Linked DNA regions of Homo sapiens: regions 2, 3 and 4 are each linked to region 1. A link is a contact called in ENCODE Hi-C or POLR2A ChIA-PET data. All regions are on one chromosome and are shown on one strand. The core of a region is the stretch at or near the end of the contact, and the rest is flanking DNA. Distances in the headings are between cores, read along the strand shown.

The links. A loop is a pair of places that touch in the nucleus more often than their neighbours do. ChIA-PET counts read pairs that join two places held with the same protein, here RNA polymerase II (POLR2A). Pooled maps may share reads with other maps.
Region 2: a loop to region 1 is called in a map of naive thymus-derived CD4-positive, alpha-beta T cell, with 6 times the contacts of the local background. The contact joins the promoter of MRPS25 here to the promoter of NUP210 in region 1. A Hi-C loop is called at or near these places in 1 of 168 maps with a recorded cell type or tissue (naive thymus-derived CD4-positive, alpha-beta T cell) and 6 of 50 pooled maps. POLR2A ChIA-PET finds 5 or more read pairs at or near these places in 1 of 52 experiments (naive thymus-derived CD8-positive, alpha-beta T cell).
Region 3: a pooled map shows a loop between it and region 1 (6-fold over the local background). The contact joins the enhancer-like site here to the promoter of NUP210 in region 1. A Hi-C loop is called at or near these places in 2 of 37 single-sample maps with no recorded cell type and 5 of 50 pooled maps.
Region 4: a loop to region 1 is called in a map of CD8-positive, alpha-beta T cell, with 7 times the contacts of the local background. The contact joins the enhancer-like site here to the promoter of NUP210 in region 1. A Hi-C loop is called at or near these places in 3 of 168 maps with a recorded cell type or tissue (CD8-positive, alpha-beta T cell and GM12878), 5 of 37 single-sample maps with no recorded cell type and 11 of 50 pooled maps. POLR2A ChIA-PET finds 5 or more read pairs at or near these places in 1 of 52 experiments (activated T-cell).

What each region holds. Positions count from the first base shown.
Region 1 is chr3:13,418,657-13,421,762 of GRCh38, reverse strand. NUP210 (nucleoporin 210) reads left to right here and starts at 1,441. Exons shown (of 40, transcript NM_024923.4): 1 at 1,441-1,703. The coding sequence starts at 1,537. RefSeq lists silencers at 1,207-1,606, 1,657-2,226.
Region 2 is chr3:15,063,651-15,066,756 of GRCh38, reverse strand. MRPS25 (mitochondrial ribosomal protein S25) reads left to right here and starts at 1,442. Exons shown (of 4, transcript NM_022497.5): 1 at 1,442-1,696. The coding sequence starts at 1,563. RefSeq lists an enhancer at 1,283-1,462.
Region 3 is chr3:12,192,133-12,195,238 of GRCh38, reverse strand. No RefSeq gene overlaps it. Among named protein-coding and RNA genes, the nearest start is that of TIMP4, 35 kb to the right of the region's middle. RefSeq lists an enhancer at 349-398. Within about 2 kb of position 1,643, at least 13 of the 41 ENCODE cell types and tissues checked have a DNase peak (open chromatin) inside an H3K27ac peak, as active enhancers do.
Region 4 is chr3:14,433,499-14,436,604 of GRCh38, reverse strand. The region is part of intron 2 of SLC6A6 (solute carrier family 6 member 6); the gene reads right to left. Among named protein-coding and RNA genes, the nearest start is that of SLC6A6, 32 kb to the right of the region's middle. RefSeq lists enhancers at 183-1,094, 1,095-2,006. Within about 2 kb of position 1,573, at least 14 of the 41 ENCODE cell types and tissues checked have a DNase peak (open chromatin) inside an H3K27ac peak, as active enhancers do.

The DNA.
Region 1 (3,106 bases), core at 192-2,691:
TGGAACCCTTTTGAGCCTAAGTTTCAACCATCTGTCTGGATTACCTGTTGGAAAACAAATCAATCTTGTGCAACCCAGAAGACACCCACAGACTTCCTCACAAATACCCTCTGAGGCTGCCTTTTCCGCGCAAGTCTGTTTTTTGTTTCTTCAAAGGGAGCCCGTTGGAATTCCCCTCCCAGAGCACCTGGTTCCACACAGGGCCGACCCTCACCCCCTTAGTTCTGGTTATCTCCAGAGATTTCCCCCAACACACACATTCCCTGGTCTAGGGCCCTCAGGCTTCGAGGGTGACCCCAAACACCCCGCATCACCATCCAAAAGCCCCATGATCCCTGAGGGGCAGGCTCAGCCTATGCGGGCCTCGCTGAAGCCCAGTGCGGTGTCTATGCCCAACCCAGGGGCCGCCGCCTCCAAAAAGCCTTCCTAGCCTTACTGACATTTATCCTCTCCTTCCTGGTCACCCAGTGGCATCGTTGTGTGTCTTCCTGGTTACAGTCAGCATCCACTTCCTGCACTCCTCAGACAGCCGGCCAGTGCACCCTCACCCCACCCTTTCCTGACCTCCCGCTAGGCTGGGCCTTCTCTGCAAGGCTAGATTCATATTTTAGCGGCACCAAGCAGTCAGGTGCCTGCTGACGCATGCCTTCATGCAATTCACGACAGACAGCTAAAAGCCACAGAGCACAGCGCGGAATCTAAGGCCTTCCATTGGTGTGCAGGTGGATTCCGCGGTGCTAAACTTTCTTTTGTGGGTGTGGGGGCCGTGGAGGGGGTTGTGCTCTGGCAGCGTTGGCGCCCTAAATGACCTATAGGTAACCTCTAATGGCTTCCGCAGGGGGTGCAGTGCGGAGGACAAGAGCTTGGGGCTCTCTGGCTGAGTGATCTGGGGGCCATTCAACCGGTTTTTTCCTGGAGAAATGGGAATCTTAAGGCCTCTCTGGAAAGGGTGTGAGGGGGTCGAGGGGGAGCGGGCCCCGGGCCTTCAGCGCTTCAGCAGGTGGCTTCCCTTTGCGAGCCCGGGGTCCCTCTTCTGGGAAGCATGGGCTGGGACAAGGCAGGCGCCGGTTTTCTGCATCCCAAATGTCCTGGGGCATGTGTCCCTTCCTTGCTGACCGTGGGTCCGGGCCAGAGCGCAAGGTCCAAAGCCGGCGGCTTGGCTCCACCGCCAGGGGCAAATACCAGGGCGGGATGCGTGCTGCGGGGCGCCCCGGGGGCTCCCCCTTGGGACTTCTAGGGTCCAGGGGTCCCCGCGGGCGCGCCCCAAGCCTTCTCCCTCAGCTCCGGGGGCCCGGGCGCGCGCCCATCCCCCAGCCCCGCGTCCCTGCGCGAGGGCCGGGCTGGGGGTGGGGTCGCCGCGAGCTCGGCCCCCAGAGTTCCCGCGCTCAGGCCCAGGAAGCGGCGGCCGCCGACGGCCCTCGCCCCGCCCCCGCGCTCATCACCTGCTGGCCTGGCGCGCGCGCGGGCGGGAGCGGAGGGCAACGGGGCGGCGCGGGCGGCCGGGCGCAGGGTCGCGGGAGGTGACGCGCGGCGAGGATGGCGGCGCGGGGCCGGGGGCTGCTGCTGCTGACGCTGTCGGTGCTGTTGGCGGCGGGCCCCTCCGCCGCTGCGGCCAAGCTCAACATCCCCAAAGTGCTGCTGCCCTTCACGCGGGCCACGCGCGTTAACTTCACGCTGGAGGCCTCGGAGGGCTGCTACCGCTGGTGAGGCGCGCGGCCGGGCCGGGCGGGCGCCGTGGGCCGGGCTGGGCCTTCGCGCTGAGAGGCTGGGCGGGCGCCGGGAGGCCGGCAGAGCCGGCAGGTGCGCGGCGCGCTCTCGCTGGGCGCTAGGCTGCAGCACTCGGAGCGGCGGGTGCGCGTGGGTCGCCACCACTGCTCATGTCATGGCGCCGTCCGGGCCTCCGCGCCGCTGAGGCGCGAGCAGAGCGGGCGCAGCCTGGCGGCCGTGACCCGCGTGTTCTGGGTTGTGCGGGAGGAGGGGTGGCCTGGGGAGCGGCGTCTGGGACCGCAGGGCCCAAGCCGGCCGGGCCCGAGCCGGCCTGACCCGGGAGGGGGCGCCGGGGCAGCTGGGCCGCACTTCCCTTGAGTCTGGGACCCCAGCTCGGGTTTGTCTGTGACCGCCCTCGCCCTGGCGTGGGAAGTGAGTCTGTGAAACGAAGCGCAGCGCCTAGCGTCGCGGGGAGGAACGGAGACCCTGGAGGAAAGGAGTTTTGGAGGGAAGCCCAGGGGCCGCTTTACAGAGGCGAAGTGAGACGAGGCAGGCCGGCGCTTCCCCTCAGGCTGCCTCGGCGCGGGTCCTGATGCTCAGGGCATTTCCATCACCCTCCCTCTCGGGTTGGGAGTTCTCCAAGGGGTCGGATGCGGAGTGTGACCCTGTGGAACCACAGGGACCCATGAAACCAGAGACCGACACTGACAGGGCGGTGCAGTCCAGCCCTTCCATTTTGCAGACCAGGGGAAATGGAGCTCCTGCCCCTGGCAAGGCTGCGTGGGCACGACTGAGCGCCCTTAGCTTCCCAGCCCAGCCGTCCTAGGGGTGAAAAGATGGGCTTCCGCCCTTCCCACCCCCAGGATGCTCAGTAGTTGCTCCCTTTATTTCTGTTTCAAGACTGGGTCAAGGTTGAGGCAGAACGGGGTGTGACCACGTGACAGCCATGTGTGTAAGCCTGGACATGTGTGTGTCAAGCCTGTTTGAGTATTAGTCTGTGCGTGTATGTAAGTGTGATGCCCGAAGCTCAGACCAGCCAGCTTTCTCTGTTGCTTGCACTATTTGCCCTATTTCTTTCTTTCTTTTTTTTTTTTTTTTTTTTTTTTTGAGACGGAGTTTTGCTTTGTCGTCCATGCTGACGTGCAGTGGTGCGATTTCGGCTCACTGCAACCTCCACCTCCCGGGTTCAAGCGATTCTCCCGCCTCGTAGCTGGGATTACAGGTGCAGGCCACCTGGCTAATTTTGTTTGTTTGTTTGTTTGTTTTTAGAGTGCACTCCAGCCCTTGTTGCCCAGGCTGGAGTGCAATGGCGCGATCTCTGTCCACTGCAACTTCCGCCTCCCCGGTTCAAGCGATTCTCCTGCCTCAGCCTCCCGAGTAGCTGGGATTACAGGCGCCC
Region 2 (3,106 bases), core at 193-2,692, 1.6 Mb before region 1:
AAAGAGAAAAGAGTGAAGAATAAATACCTGAACTAATAAATGGCTAAGAACTTTACAAAATTAATGACAGACATGAAATCACAGATCCAGGAGGCTCAGAGGACTCCAAGCAGGACAAATACAAAACATCTACAGATCTGCATTACCTTATTCTAACCCCGTAAACCAAACACCAAGAGAAAATTTGAAAGAAGCTAAAGGAAAAAGCCATCATACCTATAAATGTAATTGCATTTAATTACTTGTTTGAAACCATGCAAGCAAAAAAAGAGTGGAGTGAACTATTTAAATTGTTGAAAGAAAAACACCAGGGCCAGGCGCAGTGGCTCACGCCTGTAATCCCAGCACTTTGGGAAGCTGAGACGGGCGGATCATCTGAGGTCAGGAGTTTGATACCAGCCTGACCAACATGGAGAATCCCCGTCTCTACTGACAATACAAAATTAGCTGGGTGTAGTGGCGCATGCCTGTAAGTCCGGCTACTCGGGAGGCTGAGGCAGGAGAATCACTTGAACCTGGGAGGCGGAGGTTGCGGTGAGCCAAGATAGCACCATTGCACTCCAGAAGGGAGGGAGGGAAAGGAAAAACACTAACCTAGAATTCTAAATCTGGCAAAATCACTCTTCAAAAGAGAAGGAGAAATACCTTTCAGATCAAGAGTACTTCAGAAATGTATCTTTTTTTTTTTTGAGAGGGAGTCTTGCTCTGTCGCCCAGGCTGGAGTGCAGTGGCGCGATCTCGGCTCACTGCAACTTCCCGGGTTCGAGCGATCCTCCCACCTCAGTCTTCTGAGTAGCTGGGACCACAGGTGCTGCCACCACACCAGGCTAATTTTTGTATTTTCAGTAGAGACGGGGTTTCGCCATGTTGGGCAGGCTGGTCTCGAATTCCTGACCTCAAGCGATCCTTCCGCCTCGGCTTCCCCAAAGGCTGGGTTTACAGGCGGGAGCCACCGCGCCTGGCCCTAGAAATACATCTCACCCATAGTTTGTTTACGAAAAAATTGAGGTCCTGAGTTAAGTGGCTGAATTTAGGAAGGAATTGATCCCAAACCATCTTTTTTTCTTTTGCTAAGAAGTTTAAGTCAACGTCAGAAAGTGCAGTTTGAACTCTTCATGATAAAACTGGAGATGTTTGGGGAGAAAAATGGACAATACGTTCAATAGGACGTTATCAGCTGACTTGGTATCCAAACTGAGCTTTCCTGATTATTTCTTATTGCAATGTCTGACTTTTAGCCTATGTAAAAATATTTTCCCGTGGGTGGATGGGGAAATGACTAATTTACAGGACGCGACAACCTAAACCTTCCAAGGGGAAGGCGTCCTAAAGCGAAGCTGCACACACCGGTTCTCGCCGCGCCGGGTCGAAGGCCGCCTACAAGTCCCAGAGTGCTCCGCGGCGTGCGCTGCCCGCCGGGAAGCGTCTCCTGTGCGTCTGCGCGGGAAGTGGAACCTGGCTCTGGGGAGAAGCCGCGTGAGATCCGCGCGGGTGCTAGCTAGTCCTTTCTCGTCGCTGCTCGGCTCGCGGCCCGTGGGGTCGGCCCCGCCACCGTTGCCGCCATGCCCATGAAGGGCCGCTTCCCCATCCGCCGCACCCTGCAATATCTGAGCCAGGGGAACGTGGTGTTCAAGGACTCCGTGAAGGTCATGACAGTGAATTACAACACGCATGGGGAGCTGGGCGAGGGCGCCAGGTCAGTCGCAGCCCCGGCCGCCTGGCGAGCCGTAACCTGCTAGTCGTGCCAGCCTGCTGGTAACGTGAGGTCCCGAGTCGCTCTGGGCGGCCGTTCATCCCCGGGGCGGGCCCCCCAGGTCGGCGCTGTTACCCCCATTTTACAGAGGTCCAGACTGAGGCGGACGGCGGGGCCCCCGCCGGGCCGGCTGCAGTCGTGACGAGGTTTGGGGGGCGGAGGACAAGAACCCCACTCCTGGATCTCCTTCCTCCGGCGCGGTGGGCGAGGCTGACCCGAGGGAGGCCACCAGTTCCCTTGGCCCCTCTGGCCAGCAAGGCAAGCGCTGGGGAGGGGCAGCCGCAGATCCTTTCGGGGTGACGGGGGTGACACCCCAGGACGAATCTGAGGATAAAATGAGAGAAATAACAGCGGCGAACACTGATCATATCTCGCACAGTTCTGAATGCTTCTCGCGCTTTCTTTTTTCTGATGCCTAGAGAAACCCCAGCTTATCCCCACTCTAAGGCTGGGGAAGCGCACAGAGAGGTTAAGTAACTTGCAGCTCCACGAGACACCATGCCAGCCGGTGAGCGGTGAGCCGGGCAGTGTGGCCGCTTCCTTCGGGACTCAAGGTTTGGAAGGAAGTGATTAATTATGTCAGCTGTGCAGCGGCAGACCCTACCCCGACTAGAAGGAACTGTAGGGAACGCCTAGGATGTCTTTCAGCTTGGAGCAGAGTAGGGACTCATTGAATGGCAGTTGGCAAGTGAAAGGTTTGGATTGACCCTGAGGCAGCCCTAAGCAGTGCCTTAGGCTCTGCAGGTATGAAGTCTACATTTATTGAGTACACTCTGAGTGCTAGGCTGTGTGCTGTGTGCTGGGAGTTCAGCAGTGATGGAGGAGGCAGCCTTAGCCCGCAGAAACTTTGGGACTTGGGTGTATGTTGGATCAAAATGAGGCGTGGGGGCGGGGAGCAACTTCTTGTGGGGCATGGTCCCCTTGGTGACGGACCTTCACTGCATGGCCCTTCAAGAGATCCGGAAGCCGCTTCCTAGCCATTTGCTCTGCGCAGGTGAATCTGATAACTTGGACCTGCTTGCCTGGAATCAGCTGGCTTGATGGCTTCCTGGAAGACTTGGTCTTGGTCTTAGGGTGTATGGGCACCCAGATACTCCTTCATAACCTACTGCACAACTGTGCACACCTTTGTCCCCGGGCAACTGCCAGGCAGATAATGGGAAGGGGTGGGGGTCTCGGTGCGGCCCGCAGCGAGCTGGAGAGCACATGCCCTATCCAGAGGGCCCTTCACTGTTTGGCATTGTGGGCTCCGTGGAGAATTTCTCATTTGTCAAGAAGCTGAAATCTAGGTTTTTATGTAAATCTCTGGCTTTTAAATGGCCAGCCAATCAAAATAAGCCTGTGAGCCTCTTA
Region 3 (3,106 bases), core at 394-2,893, 1.2 Mb after region 1:
CAACCTCCTTGGAAAGGTAGCATTGTTCTCATTTTATAGATGAGAAAATTTGAGACACAGAAAAGTTAAACTACATAATCAATTAGCTAATAACTAGCAGAGCCTGGATTTAAACTCAATTTGATTCCAAAACCCAGGCTCTTTCCACTAGCCAACACTATCTCTTCCCTTTGCCTCCTGGCCTCTGTGAAATGATTCCATAAGTCTCTCTCACCCTGGAGGGCCCCCAAATATGAAACCCATTTCATTTATTTCAGGAAAGGCAATGTTCCCAGTGGCCCACCAGACACTTAGTGTTGAGACTCATTTGCTTCTATTACTAACTCCCTTTGTAACCTTGGCAAACTCCTTAAGTTGCCTGGGCCTTGATGCAACTAGATGCAACTTCCAGCTGTAAAACTCAGTGACTGAATTCTGTGCACCCAGCCCAGTCCCGGCAGGTGGCGTGCCTCCTGTCCTGTGGGCTGTGCACAGCTCACCTCCAGGGTGCGGTCTTCTCTGAGCTCCTGAGCTAGAAGCTTGCCCCACTGCAACAGCATATGCTGCTTGTGGTCCATTTTACACTTGCCTGGCTCATCTTATTCATTCTCCTTTCATATCTTACCTGAACTCATCTGCATTCCTCATATATTTTATTTAACTCCTACACAGTATTCCAATTTATGAATAAACCATATATTTTAATTCCCCACGAGAGGTGGTTATTTCCAGTCTTTGCACAAAGAGTGCTGTGACCAATATTCTTTTACTTGGTTTCTTATGTACATGTGCAAGAGATTCTCTAGAGTAAATGTTCAGAAATGGAATTGCTGAGTCATAGGGTTTACGCATGATTGCCAAATTGTTCCCTGAAATGGCAGTACCAACATGCACCCCCATTAGCAACGTGTAAGACTTCCTTCTGCTTCTCATATCCTCACCAATACCTATCAAGCTTATTTTTTTTTTCCAAACTAACATTTTGACTGCATTTGACTTAATGCATTACATTTTCTTCTTTATATTTACACATCTTCCCTACTGGGCTATAAACTTTGTAAGGGCCGAATCCTTGCTTAATTCATTTTTATATTCCTCTCATAAAATTTATGGCGCTAAATAAAATAAGGGGTTGTGAACAAATCAATAAAATACAGAATTAATTTATCTTGACCCAAGATGATGATGAGTTCCATGTGGGCAGGGATGAGGCTTTCTACCTTTACTAATCTGGGGTGAAGACATAGGTAGGGAATCCCCATAAACTGCAGAGGTGGTTGCACAGTGGTCAAAGCTGGCCTACAGACAAGGCTTCAAGATCTGTAGAAGACTGCAACCAATCTTTCAGAGATCTTAGCTGTAGATAATTTTTATCACAGTATTCACTGAATATTTATTGATGGTTGTTGAATAGCCAACTTCCCAGTCTCTGGGGCTGTCTTTTTTAAGTAGCAAGAAGGCTGTTTCTGAATGGAACTTCCCCACCCCCAGCCCCACCCCATTACTAAGGGCTGGAGAGAATCCATATGTCCTTCAGACCAGGGTGCTGCCTGACCTATGGTAAATGCCTCTCCTTTTTGTCACTGCAGCATTTCCAGGCTGACTCATTTTCTAAATAAGCCACTTGTGGTTTTTGGTCTGACATCACATGTGGAAGAATGAGTAATTTTTTAAGAACCAGAATTATATTCTATCAGAATAAGAAACATTGTGTATGTTACTCATGGTTTTAGGACAAGGGGTCAACACTGGTCACAGATGTCCTAACTTTCTCCCAGTCCTTCTTTCCCTGGGGTCAGGGGATGGAGAGAGAATGTAAAGAGGTGGATATGCTGTAAATTTTTGTGTGCACCTCTTATCACACTGTGTAAAATTTAATACAATTGTCTTGTTGACTTTGCTAGATTAAATAAAAGTAATATGGCAAAGTAGCTCAGGCCATGAGTTCTGCTGCTGCACTGCTTAGGTTGGTTCAAATCCCAGCTCTGCCACTTGCCCAGCTGAGTGACCCTGAGTGAGTTATTGACCTTGATGTGCCTCCATTTCTCATTTATAAAATAATAACAGCACCTACCATATAGGCTTATTATAAGGAACACATAAGTTGATGAGCATTAAGTATTTAGAATAGTGCCTGACTATGGAAGTGTCAGCAAATATTCCTATGAATCCATCACAATGTTTATGTTTATCGTAAGTGCTCAATAAATGTTTTGACTAAATGAATGACTTCTCTTAAAACATATTTGGAATCGGGGATAGAAGCAATGGCTAGTGGCAGACTCTTGGTTTGTGAAGGGGGTCAGAGTATGCTACCTCAAAATATGCCACTTTGGCATATTGTTTATGTTGAGCTGAAGGCAACAGAACAACAACAGATGCAGGAAAGGTTTTCCGACTTCCCCCTTCCTGTCTGAAGCAGGACTAAAACTTCTTGTGGGAAGGGTGCCTCTCCCCCAGAAGGAAGAAGGGAACAAACATTCTTATCACCAGAGACAGGGAGTTGACACTGAGATGAATCTCCACAGACAAAACCTTACTAAAACTTGTAACCCTTCTCTCCCATTAGTTTCTCCCATATATTTCCTACTTTCCCACAATTTACTGGCTGACTAGCCCAGACGCCTTTGTTTTGTCATATCGTCACAATTTATCATTCTTTGTTTAAAATGGTATACAAGTTTTGGGCTTAACAGCTTGGGTCTTCATTTTCCTTATGAAGATTCCCACGTACGCATAAAAATATTAAATAAAATGTGTATACGTTTGTCCTGTTCATCTGTCTTATGTATGCTTAATTTTCAGGCCCAGCCACAGAACGTTAAGAGGACATCTGCCTCCCCTACAGCTGGAAACAGAAGGAACTCTAAAGGTCAATTGCCTTGCGCCCAGGTACCCCACGCATTGGTTTGGTTGGTTTGTTCCTTAGTTATGTGTGTTGTGGGAGGAGGGCTCTCACCCCCCAGGGGTCACTCAATGGGAGGTTCTACTTCCTGTTTTCTAAGTGTAAGAAGAGGGTACGGTGCTCAATCCTTGAACTGTGAAAACAGAGAATGAGTAAGAAAGGAGACCCTGGTTCTCGGAGAAATTCATTCTCTGACCTTGCAGCATCTACTGCCCGTGAAGA
Region 4 (3,106 bases), core at 324-2,823, 1.0 Mb before region 1:
CTAGTGTTTAACAATTAAGCACCAAAAAAAAAAAAAAAAAAAAAAAAAAAAAAAAAAAAAAAAAAAAAAAAAAGGGAGTTGTTGTTAAGAGTGCTATTCCTGGGTGGGCGTGGTGGCTCACACCTTTAATCCCAACACTCTGGAAGGCTGAAGTGAAAGGGTGGCTTGAGGCCAGGAGTTCCAGATAAGCCTGGGCAACACATTTGGACCCTGTCTGTACAAAAAGTTAAAAAAAAATTAGCCAGGTGTGGTCACGTGCGCCTGCAGTCCCAGCTACTCAGGAGGCTGCGGTAGGAGGATCACTTGCACCCGGGAGTTGGAGGCTGCAGTGAGTTGTGATCATGCCACCTCACTCCAGGCTGGGTGACAGAGCAAGACCCTGTTTCTAAAAAGATGAAAAAATAATAATAATAAAGTAGAAGCTCTTTCCATCACTCTAAGTGGAGTAGCTGTTTTAAGTGGAAATTAATCAAAGCCTTTCTTTTTCTCTTTTATATATATTTTAAAAGTACACCTTTAAGAGATTGAATCATTGAATTGTATCATGAGGTCTGTATCTGTTGGTTATCTGCTCCCAAGGAAAGGCTAACTCAAGCGTGGCGAGCTCCAAAGCCTCCAGAGGCCTGGTGGGCAAAGGACAGGAGTCCACTGGGGTGGGGAGGTCGCAGGGAAGAGTGGGAACCAGGGGACAGGAGGAGTCTGGACTCTCACAGGCAGCTCTCCTTAGCTCCCACTACTGCAGGTGCCTTCGGGACTGGTGCCCACTGGGGCTGGATCCTCCAGCTTCTCAAGAGATGTTGAAATCTGGTTTATATGCACACACACATTTTTCAGTTTCTAAACCACCACCTGGGTCAAACACAAACACAGAGGGGGCCAGACTCAGCCTGTGGCCAGTCTGCTCTCTTTGGTCACACTATTGCCCCCAGGTCACCTAAGGTGGCCGTGGCAAAGGGAAGAATGGGCTCGTGCGGAGATGCTGACCAGGCTGGCCTACAGCCCTGATGGCTTGTCCCGGTGAGGTCATCCAGGAAGCCAGGCATTGTTTTGCCCGGAACAAAGCCGAAACAATGAGCAAAAATATTCTGGTCGTAGTGAAAGTGAATTCTGTTGAGGAAATCGTTTCAGCATGCCGTCTCTGGGACAGGGGCTTGTTATCTACCTGGGGTTCAGCATCCTCGGGTGAGGTCCTCCCCTCTCCTGATTTAACTGCAACCTCCACCCCACCAAAGTACGGGTCTACCCTCAGAGACCCCCGACCTCCGCTAGAAGCCTCCTGCCTGGATCACACTAAGCCCTGCAGAAAAGCCTCTACCTCACCCCCGGCCTCATCAGCCTTGCCTTTCACAGATCAGGAGACTGAGGCTCAGAGAAGGGGGAAGCCTTATCCCAGGTCCCACAGCTACAGGACAGTGGGCCAGGATTTGCACCCACGTCCCAACTCCATGACCTTGGTGCCACCCTGGGGCAAGGTGACCTCTGGATGGGGACCAGCCAGACCACGTAGTTCTTCTTAGTCTGTGGTTTGCTGGGGAAGAGTGGATGACAGTGAGCAGGTTTTGCAAAGAACAAGCCTCTGGAACAACGCCGGGGGTGGCGAGACACGGTATGAGTCTAATAGACAGCCAACTTGTCACCTTCCCCTCATAAAAACATTGGCAGGTGAACATAAGGTCTGGGGACTGGGTCCAAACTGTTTTATCATCTCCTTGGAAGTGGCAGGACCTGGCCCAAAGCCCCAGAGAACCACAGTCTGGCAGCAGAGGAGAGGCAGCAAGGAGAGTGCCACCGTGCCAGTTGCAGGGGGAGGGGTGGAGGCACGGCAGGCTCCCGGTGGCAGGATGGCCTGAGAAGGGCCAGGATGAGGCAGGGTGGCTGGCGCTGCCCCAGATGAAGGTGTTTGAGGCACACACCATACTCCAAACGGAGGTGCCCCACAGCAGAGCCCAAGCAGCTAAGTCGGGGAAAGGGCAGTGGGCGAGGTCAGAAAGCTGGGTCATGCAGGCCAAGTCACTTCCCCTCTGCATCTCAGAGGTCCAGGGTTAGAACAAAGGTTTGAGTGGCTTTGGCAAGCAGTGGCTGTTAACTCACCCTACTATGTGCCAGGCACTGCTCTAGGAACTGGAGACAGTGGGTGAGCCCTACCAAGCTGACCTGCAGAAGGGGAGATAGACACTAAACACATAAATGAGCAATTATTTATGACAGTGCCCAGCACACAGAAAACAACAAAGTAGGCCCCTCTGCGGAGGTGACATTTCATAACAACAGCAGCTCGCTGAGGACTCACTGTGGGCAGGCCCTGTGCCAAGCCCTTTCCAGACACCAACTCACTCACTTACTCCTCACCAGCCCGGATGATGGAAAGAGGCCCAGAGAAGTAAAGCCACTTGCCCAGGGTCATACAGCTGGATTCAAACCCAGAAGCTCGGCTCTAGGGAACAAGCTTTTAGCCACACTGAAGCTGAGGCAAAGAACTGGGGGCAAAGAACTGGGGGAACACTGTTCTAAGAGCAGAGAACAGCAGGTGTAAAGAGGGCCATGGTGCACATAGTGAAGAAACAGAAAGCCAGAGTGTGGCAGAGAGGAAGAGGGGACGGGGCCCCCAAGGCCAGAGTTAGAACCTGGATTTATCCCAAGTTTTGTGCTGCCCCAGTGAGGGCTCAACGCTTTTGGCTAAAAGCCCTGGATTGTCCCTGACCACCAACCCTTCCCTTCTACTCTGAAAGGGAACTTAAGGGCCCATGTTGGGTTTTTCCCTGCAGGTACTTATGACTTTTTTTTTTTTTTTTTTTTTTTTTTGAGACAGAGTCTAGCTCTGTTGCCCAAGCTGGAGTGCAGGGTGCGATCTCAGCTCTCTGCAACCTCCGCCACCTGGGTCCAAGAGATTCTCGTTTCTCAGCCTCCTGAATAGCTGGGATTACAGGTGCCTGCCACCACGCCCAGCTAATTATTTAGTATTTTTAGTAGAGATGGGGTTTCACCATGTTGGCCAGGCTAGTCTCAAACTCCTGACCTCAAGTGATCCACCTGCCTTGGCCTCCCAAAGTGCTGAGATTATAGATGGGAGCTACCGTGCTCAGCTAACACTTTCTGGTGGGGCCTG